2 separate regions of the Mus musculus genome follow, and region 1 is linked to region 2. Evidence: chromatin contacts called from ENCODE Hi-C data. All regions are on one chromosome and are shown on one strand. Each heading gives the region's core, a stretch centred on a gene start or an enhancer-like site at or near the end of the contact. The rest is flanking DNA. Distances are from core to core; before and after follow the strand shown. Region 1 holds the start of Ipcef1 (interaction protein for cytohesin exchange factors 1). Region 2 holds the start of Mtrf1l (mitochondrial translational release factor 1-like).

Region 1 (4,603 bases), core at 1,200-3,699, 1.2 Mb before region 2:
GCAGGGTTGGATGGCAAGGAGCTTGCTGGAAGTGATGGAACACTGCTCAGGGGACTGTTGACCTGATGTGGATGTCCAACTCTCAACCCAGACTCAGTGCAAGAATCTAGCTGTAGACCTGGGACTGATAATAGGAGACATGAAGACGCACAGTTTTGACTTGGATTTCTCTGGAAACCACCTTAGGCTTGATGGTGGAGCTGAAGAGCCAGCAGTGTCCCTGGGAGCCATCACACAATGGAGACTCAGGTCCCTGTTCCATGCACCAGGAGCCAAAGAATACAAAACCTCTTCTGTTCTTTCCTTCCAGACTTCAAAGCTGTTCCCCAGGCATTGTGTCCTACTTGGGGGTTCTTTTTAAAAGCTGCTGTTGCTGTTTGAAACAATGTAGTTTCATCTTGTTTACCTGGGCTTCCAGCCTTCTAGGAATCAACTTGGCCATCTCTGCTTTTTCCCACAACCCTGGTTCTTAGTTACTTTGCTTGCCTTTTAGGATCCCAGAGTCCCCAAGTCTTACCTACAAGGAAGTTCATTTATTACCTGTGTCATCAGCCCCAGCACTCAATTTGGACAATATTGTGTGACCAGTAGGTACTAATTGGGTTTCTTGATCTCAGGATAGTGGTGTAAAAATAAAAAAAAAATAAATAAAAAATAAAAAATTAGCCCAGAGACTAAGGAATAGTAGAGAATCGTAGACCAAGAAGTTGGTAGTGTGGGAAATATTCGGGGAAGGAAAGATAGATGGAGCTCCTTAACAGGACAGTGTGTTTAGACTTGATTAGCAGGCCATGACTGACACATGTTGAATCTGTTTAAAAATTGCCCTCAAAGAGATCAATCAATGATCCAAGGGAAGAAAGGATGTTTCTAAAACAAAACAAAACAAAGCCAACTCAGGGTTTCCCTGGTCTTGTATCCATGAAGAAAAACAATTTAACCTCAACTCCAACCTCCCTGCTGAGGGAAATGGGAGTCATCCTTACTCTAAGATGATGGGTTTTGCTTATTAAGTGTTTGCTTATCTTTGTACACTCCATGATGCATTGATATGTGGTTATTTACAGGAACAGGATTTTTAGTTATCAGAATATTTTCACAAATAAATCTTGGCAGATATGCTTGAGACTTATGGGATTAGAAATCATACATACATACACACATACATACATACATACATGCTTACATACATAATACACACTTACATACATGCATACATACATACACACATACATACTTACATACATACATACATACACACACATACAAACTTACATAAATACATACACACTTAAATACATGCATACATACATACTTACATACATACAAACTTACATACATACATACACACTTACATACATGCATACATACATACACACATACGTACTTACATACATATACACACATACAAACTTACATACATATATACACACATGCATACATACTTACATACATACATACATATTTATGGGCTTAGAGTGACTTTTCCTTGGGTAATATTGAGTGAATTTTCCTTGTTAAATCTTGGCCTGTTGCTTTAAAAAAATTCCTATTTTCAGTATAGGTTCTATTCCCTTGTAAACATATGGCAGAGCCACAGCTGCCATCCATCAGTAGTTAGATATGTGGACTTCTAGCCAGATGCAGCCAGAGAACCATACATTTCATGAAGTTACCTACCAACTTTTAGAACATTTTAATTGAATGCTTAAAAATTAAAAAAAAATCTCTGCTTGTTAACATAAATGAAATCTATTTAAACCTGAAGGATTTTAGCATAGATGCCGTGGAAGAAAAATGAAGTTTTCTAAAGCTAAAATTCTGTCTAATGTTTGTATACATACATGTACACAGACAGACAGACAGACACAGCAGGAGAGGCATTTGCAAGCATATTTTTTCCTTTGGGATTCCCAGTGTTTTTTGGAATCTGATTTCATATGACTTGATGAAAATGTGCTGTGAGAAATGTGTGTATTTTGTATAAATCCTCATGTCTGATTTGAATATTTGAATATTTATCTTCTATAAGACATGTGAGAAATATTCAGAGATAAAGATAGAATGAGATATGTATATTAGGCTGCAAATAAGAAATTCTCAATCGAGGGGCTTTAGAGTCTCTGAAGAGTCCAAGAAGAGATAAATAATTTTTCCTGCATATTAGCAAGACCACGAAGTTAGTGTGATGTGAGCATTTAATAGCTTGAGATGGAAACAATTATTCTCCAGTTTTACTTAAAATAGTTGATATGATTTAGAAACTAAGGGGAGAAAGAAAAGATAATTGTTTCTTGAAATGTATTTCATGATGTTTTCAAACTTCAACAAAGCCTGTGCCATGCTAACCTAAGCAGTAGCAAGAGCTGCTTGTGGGAGGAAACAGGAAGCGGTGCATACATGCCTGTTACTCTTTTTCCCAGGTTCGGCTCAATGTATATCGATTCTAATTAGCACATTTTGTGCCTCAGCTGGTAGCTTCCCTTGAGCTCTGCTTGGAGAGGCTTTTTTTCTTTTTTAGAATCCACCCCGCTCATAAACACTGCCACCCCCTCCCTCCCTCTCTCTTTACAAATGTTACAACACAATCAGAAATTTTCTCTTTTCTTTCCTTCCTGCATTTCCAGCAGGTTCCCTTGCGTCAGAAGCCCAGGAAGAAAACTCAAGGTAATTCGATTCCTTTTGTTCCTTTATTCCTTTCTTGTCCGTTAGTGTGATTTTTTTTCTCTCTCTCTCTCCTGGATGCCTCCTTGGGGTGGGTTGGGGTGGGGGGATCAGATTCTTGACTGTCTGAATCTTAATATCAGGAGATGGGTGCCAGATTAATTTTTTTTTTTTTTTTTTTTGAGAAGCTGGCACTGAGTCCGGGAAGTCACCGTGTTCCTAGGTGGGCTTTAACCCTTCCGTTCCTATTGCATAACTGCCTCTGTTATTGTGGGAAGAACCGGCGTGTCTACCACAATGTGGCTTCCAGCCCCTGAGTCTAACGTTTTCAACTTACTCTCTTTAACTCAGGTTCTTAGACCCATACTTGCATATAAGTGTCTTTGCCCGGGTTTTCTAGGCACGGAATGGAGGTTTAAAAATAGAACAGATACATGATTTTTAAAAAAATATTCACTTTGCATGAATGAAAACGTCTAATCCTCGCCGTGCAAAAAGCTAAACCTTGCCTTTTATTTTGTCACCTGAGTCCGGGTCACACTCACCTGTCCATGCAACTCTTGCAGGGTTTTTCAACATGAGTCGGAGAAGGATATCCTGTAAAGATCTGGGCCACGCTGACTGCCAGGGTTGGCTGTACAAGAAAAAGGAAAAGGGAACTTTTCTAAGCAACAAATGGAAAAAGTTCTGGGTGGTGCTGAAGGGCTCATCGCTGTATTGGTATAGCAATCAAATGGTGAGTGACCTCCTCCTGCCCTAGCCCCTTTACCAAAGCGTGGCTTCCAGAGTGCTGGCCGGAGGATGCCCATGCGGAAGGGATTCTCTGCGAGTTGGAACAGAGCAAGCTAGCAGATTTGTTAGGGGACTCATTTCTGCCCCAGGAACCATGTAGGTTAATGAGCTGTGCTGTTCGGGAGAAGCCATCTGGCTTCATTATTCTGATTGGAGAGGAAGAAAAGGGGCCCTAAATATATCCTTGCTTAAGGAAAGAGCCCTCGGGTTCCCCTGATTTTATTATTTTGTGAGATCCTAATAGTTTCAGGATCTGTCTGGATATCATTTGTGTGTGTGTGTGTGTGTGTGTGTGTGTGTGTGTGTGTGTGTGTGTGTGTGTGTGTGGTGGTGGTGGGGGAGGTTGCATTGCTAAGGTCTATTAAAAAGGGACTCAGCTTTGCCCTCTATTGAGGATATTAATCCATCAGTTCAGGGAGTGATCTCCATCCTTTATCCACTACCTTCTCTTCTCCTGAGATGGGTTGGTTTGGGATGGCTAACCTGTATGCCAGCCTTGTGGAGGGACTGGTGACATTGTTCCATGGTGACATTGGTGTCCAAGCATTGTAGAGGGCAACATTCACTGAGATAGTTGCTGAATTTATCCTTTGATGGGCACACGCTACTGGGGTGAGCTTCATGGTTTGGCTGTAGAAAAAGAGCTGGAAATGAAGTTATTGTATTGTCCTTTGCCTCTAGAGACATTCTGAGAGGAATGTTAGTGTTGTGGAAGAGCTTTGCTGGTGGATCTGTCACTGACTCTGGTGAATGGGAATCCATTGCAGATCTTGAGAGAACTGGGGTCCCTTTGTTGTAGAAGAAATACCCATAGAGACGCTCTGTTAAACCATTTAAGGGACCAGTGCTAAATGAAGCCAACCCAGGACTGGGTAGATTTCCAAACAAATACAACTTCCTTCTTAAGTGAAATTAAGGTTAACATAAATATTTTATGTTTTCTATTATTTTATTTTTAATTTTTGAATTATTTATTTATTTATTTATTTATTTATTATTGATTGATTGTATGTGTGTGTGTGTGTGTGTGTGTGTGTGTGTGTGTGTTTGGGTATATGTGTGTCATCACTCATGTGTGGAAGTCACAGGACAACTTACAATAAGGAATTGTTTCTATAGCATAGGTCCCTGGGATTTAACTCAAGTG
Region 2 (4,782 bases), core at 1,121-3,620:
TTGATTCTGTGAAATACATCATTTTGAACATGTATAATTTCTTACTTTCATGCTCATTCTATTTAGTGATCTATTTCCATATTTTGTATTCTATCAATATATTTATTAGTGGACCACAAAAAGGTTCCGAGTACATGAATATAAGAGTAGCCCTGCTTGGCTATTTTATAATACCAAAATACCTGTGGGTACTCATAGTTGAATAGATACTCCAGATTCTTTTCCTTGCAGCTCAAGTTTGTCTGGGTTTTTCTTCCATTGAACAGATTTCATCATTTCCCTATGTACAATAGTAGACTTCCTGAAAGTGCTACAGTTTTTACCATGTAATAGACTTGAGCATGACAATACTGTAAGAAAATACAGAAGTCTCTAAATATGTCTGAGTTTTCAAAGGAAATCAAATAATAGGTGTTTTCATTTGACTATATTGTGGCATTTATGGGTATTACTGTAAAATGCATATGCATTACCTGATTTTCTTAACATGTTTTGAACTAATAAAGAATTCTCCCATGTATCCTTAGACAAGTTATTGTTTGCTTATTGGTGTAATGCTTATCTGAGTATAACAACTTCTGGGTGGAGTCTTCACATTGTTATGTAACATTAGAGTACCTTTTTATAAGAAATAAAATATGTTCTTGAAATTGCTGGTGTCTTAAAAGTGCAGTGGAGGGATTTCTCACACTAAAATCAAAGTACCTCACCATTTATTTCAAAATGAGTTTAGGGTTAGAAATAACTTTTCCTGGTAGAGATAGAAAACACACCACAATTCTTTTCTATACTCGGGTCAGAATCAAAACAAAACGGGTCTCAACCTCTATCTTATAGCTAAACATTTGCATATCGTGTCACCTGGGTGCCAAAAGGGAAGGGACATTTGAGGCGCTGGAGCTCCTTGCTATCACTTGAAGAGCCGCTTCATTTCTTCATGCCAGTGCCCTTGTATGTGATGCTAAGGATTGATTAGATAGGATGCAAAATTCATTTTATATAATCTTGAAATTAGTAATTTTGATTAGTGTTAATGGTAAGAGTACCCATTTGATTCTAAACAGAGAACAGTTTGATCAGCAGTGAACCACCATGGTCCAAAAAACAGCTAGTAATCCAGTAGAATTCGCAAGTAGACTAAGCTTCAAATTCTGCATCCTCAGGAGTGGCTTGTCTGGTTTATTCACATCCTGTTACCCACTTCTCTGGTAGGCAGTGGTTAAGTCTTTTGAATTGCAAATACATAAGTTAGTAGTCAGGAGGGTGGATGTCCACTAGAGGGAGGCCTTTGATTTTTCTCTCTTTCTTTTTTTAATTGCAGGGCTGCAGACAGCCTTGAGCAAGGTAAGCAAGTACTCCCCGAGAGTTACAACTTCAGAGCAGAATGAGGAAAGTTTTAAAATGCTTCATTGTGTTGTAGTTTGTTAGTTTTAACTTGGATATGGAGGAGGAGGGAGCAACAGCAAGAAAGTGAGAGAGCAATGGAGAGTCGGATTGAGTGAATCAGAATGTGAGGCAGGAAACGGAGAAACCTAGTGCTTGGTGTGGTGGGTGACGATAGGAAAACAGATTTTGTAGCGTCCCTGGGAGGTTTAGTAGGATATGCCTGTCCTTGAAAGGAACCTATGTCAGATGACCACCCTATAATTAAGCCTTAGAGACTGGAGATAGATGACTTCTGTGGCTGTGGACTCTGTGCCTGCTGGTCGCTTGACTATCCTTAAGTCTCACAGCCTTGAGAAGCAAACCTTCACCTTCAGACTGCAGACACCTGCTGTTCACTCCAGCCTGGCTCGCTGGGGAACAGGTCTTGGGGAGCAGCCAAACTCGGCCTGAGGGCGGAGTCGAGGCTTCAGAGTTGGTCTGGAGGTGAGGCTTCTGAGTTCAGCCTGTAGGCGGAACTAGGTGGAGCTCCACCCTGAGAGACGAGGCGGAGGAAGCGCTTCCTCCAGGAGCCGACCCGAGAAGGCGGGACTGAGGCGTTAAAGCTCCTTCCCTAGAGAACAGGGCTGAGGAGGCGGAGCCGCGCTTTTGGAGTTTCCTTTGGAGGGCGGGGCCGAGGAAGCGGAGCTGAGGCATTGGAGCTCTTCCCTAGAGGCCGGTCTGAGGAGGTGAAGTTCTGTCTCAAGGCGGGGCTGAGGCATTGGAGGCACTCGCTATCTCAAGGTCACGCCTAGGCAGCAGAGCTCGCCCACTAGAAGTGGGAGTCAGGCGTGGGTGGTTTCCACGCCCCCGTGGAGGCGGGGCTGAGACGGTGGAGCTCCGCCCTGAGGGGGGCGGGCTGAGGCCCCAGACCTGTCCCATTTGGAGGAGGAGCTGAGAATCCGGAGCCCCTCCCCTGGGGTAGGGCGGAGACTTCGGCGCTCGGGTTGGAGGCGGGGCAAACGCGTCCAGACCTCCCTGCCCGCTTGCCTTTTGACTTTAGAGGACCTCCAGGCTGTACTACGCTTTGCCGGAAGTTCTCGTAACATTTCCGGCAGAACATTTCTGGATCGGAGACCTTCCTAGAGTGTTTGTATATTTTCTGCTAGGTGGGCGGCCCAGCCAGGATGCGGAGCGGGTTTCTGAGCGGTGCCCGGCGCCTGTGGGCCCGCCGCGCCTTCAGCCGCACGCCGCCGCCTTCCGAGGAGCTCCTCGCCCGCGGCGGGCCCCTGCGGGCCTTCCTGGAGCGCCGCGTGGGCTCGGAGGCCGGTGGTCTGGACGCTGGGTACCCCCAGCTGGCCGCGGCCGCCCGACTGCTGAGCGAGAAGGAGCGGGAGCTGCGGGACACGGAGTCATTGCTGCACGGTAAGCCACCCGCTCTAGTGGGTTCGGAAGCCATCTGCGTTCCAGATCTTGTCACTAGGGTTCTGACAATCCTCCATTGGGCTCTCTAGAGCAGTCCCTGGACAAGGTGCTCTGCCAAGTTAGTCCTCTGAAGTCACTAAGGTTCTCGGTTGCTTCCTCTCCCCTCCTGGTGTAAGACCCCCGAAGCTAGGCCTCCGCTCAAGTCCCGGGATGAGCTGGCCAGCACCCCAGTGACCCGAGAGAAAACCACACCTGATGCAAACTGCAAGAGGTTTTATTATCAGCTAGCTGAGGACGGTGCCGGGCAGGGGAGTTCGACCCCAAGCAGTGGCAGTAGGGGGCTTTTAACAGCTAGCTGAGGAATTGGGAGGAGTTGGGAGGAGAGTTGGGAAGAGTTGGGAGGAGTTGGGAAGAGAGTTCTTCTCTTTTCTGTGTCCTTGGTGAAATTTACAAGGCAGGAGTGGGTAGTGAGTTCTTTCTGAATTTTTATCTCCGTGTCCTCAGCACAGGAAGGCAGGCATCTCTGGTTGTAAAGTATAGAAACAAAAAGGCTTTTTGCTGGCTATAGAGAACAAAGAGCTTCTTTCTGGCTGTATTTTTAGAGATCAGGGAAAGCAAGCTTGGGGAACGTCCAGGGGCTTTCTTTACCTTCCAGGGAGAAATGCTCTGTAAGTTGGGGTCTCACACTGGCAGCTCAGCTGCACAGGAAAGACTCGCTAGTCCCAGCAGAGGAACTAAAGCCGCAGGTGAGTGTATGGCATTGGCACACTGCAGTGCAAGAGGAGCGATGCACTGTATGGTTAGAACTCGAGACCTGGAAATTCATGTTTCCCTCGAGATTCCAAAGTGTCTGCGTTCCTAAAGCCTCCAGAGACGTCTGCCGAGTAGAACACACTTGGGAACTTAAGGCTTGATTCAGAGACCCTGCCTCGAAGAAAGTGGGAAGAGGGATTGAGGTTGGTTACTGAGATCAACCTCTTGGCTCCACGTTCACGAGTGCTCACACATCTGCAAGCTTGAGTACTCTCATATGCACGAAAATGGAAACAGATAAGGAGTAAGGACTTTTAATTTCAATATAAAAAGCAGTGCTGAAAAGCAGAAAGTAGCTTTACAATGGATCGCTAAAGTCAAGGAAGAGGTGGTTAGGTGGGATCGGAGAAAGGGCTAGGAGGCAGAAGTGACCAACATGGATGAAGGTACAGCTTGAGAAGTCCTGTATGGTGGAAGTGTAGAATAGGTATGGGAGATGGTGACAGAAGAGAAACATTGTGTTAGCAAGGAAAACATTCCGAGGTTTAGTCCATTCTCCTCAAGGGGAGAAGCGAAGCATGGCAGCATGCATCAGACTCAGTGCTGGAGACGGAGCTGATTCACAGGCAGCAGAAGGAGACTGAGTGTCACATGGGCATAGTTTTAGTATCTGAGACCTCAAAGCCCACCACCCCCACCGAGACCTACTTCTTCCAAGGCCACACCTCCCAAAAGTTCCACTTACTATGGACCAAGCATACACACACACACACACACACACACACACACACACACACACACGTCTATAGGAGTCATTCCTATTCAAACCACGGCAACCTGATAGACGAAGGATTAGCATTGTTTCTATAGACCTAGGGCATTAGTTAAGAGAAAGCTCACTGTTGACATAGAAGAAAGCTCTTGTGCCTGCATGGTCAGAGAGATCAGAGTAGGTACTTACAGATGGAACTATGTAGAGACAGTAACAAGGCAGGAGTACATAGTGCAGTATATCTGGGGGAAGGGGAGAAGAGAACCATGAGTTCCAGAAAGAACTGGCAGACCCGTGGGAATAGGGCTGAATTACCTAAATGAACCTGTAGAAACCAGTTGCAAGAAACAAGAGTGCGCCAATACTTAGAAAGGCTAAGCTCACTCTTTCAGTTTATACTGGAAAACGTATTTAAATTTGGCAATTTTACCAATGAGAATTTTAACTAGAAGTCTGATTATTGTAATCTG

Evidence for each region. A loop is a pair of places that touch in the nucleus more often than their neighbours do.
Region 1: a map of T-helper 17 cell shows a loop between it and region 2 (2.8-fold over the local background). The contact joins the promoter of Ipcef1 here to the promoter of Mtrf1l in region 2. A Hi-C loop is called at or near these places in 2 of 37 maps with a recorded cell type or tissue (T-helper 17 cell and v-Abl transformed pro-B cells).

The regions. Positions count from the first base shown.
Region 1 is chr10:6,978,311-6,982,913 of GRCm38, reverse strand. Ipcef1 (interaction protein for cytohesin exchange factors 1) reads left to right here and starts at 2,449. Exons shown (of 9, transcript NM_001170800.1): 1 at 2,449-2,667; 2 at 3,231-3,400. The coding sequence starts at 3,242. It also overlaps a transcript of Oprm1 not described here.
Region 2 is chr10:5,821,531-5,826,312 of GRCm38, reverse strand. It overlaps Mtrf1l (mitochondrial translational release factor 1-like), which reads left to right and starts at 2,370. Exons shown (of 7, transcript NM_175374.3): 1 at 2,370-2,787. The coding sequence starts at 2,550. Rgs17 (regulator of G-protein signaling 17) reads left to right here. Exons shown (of 5, transcript NM_019958.4): 5 at 1-650.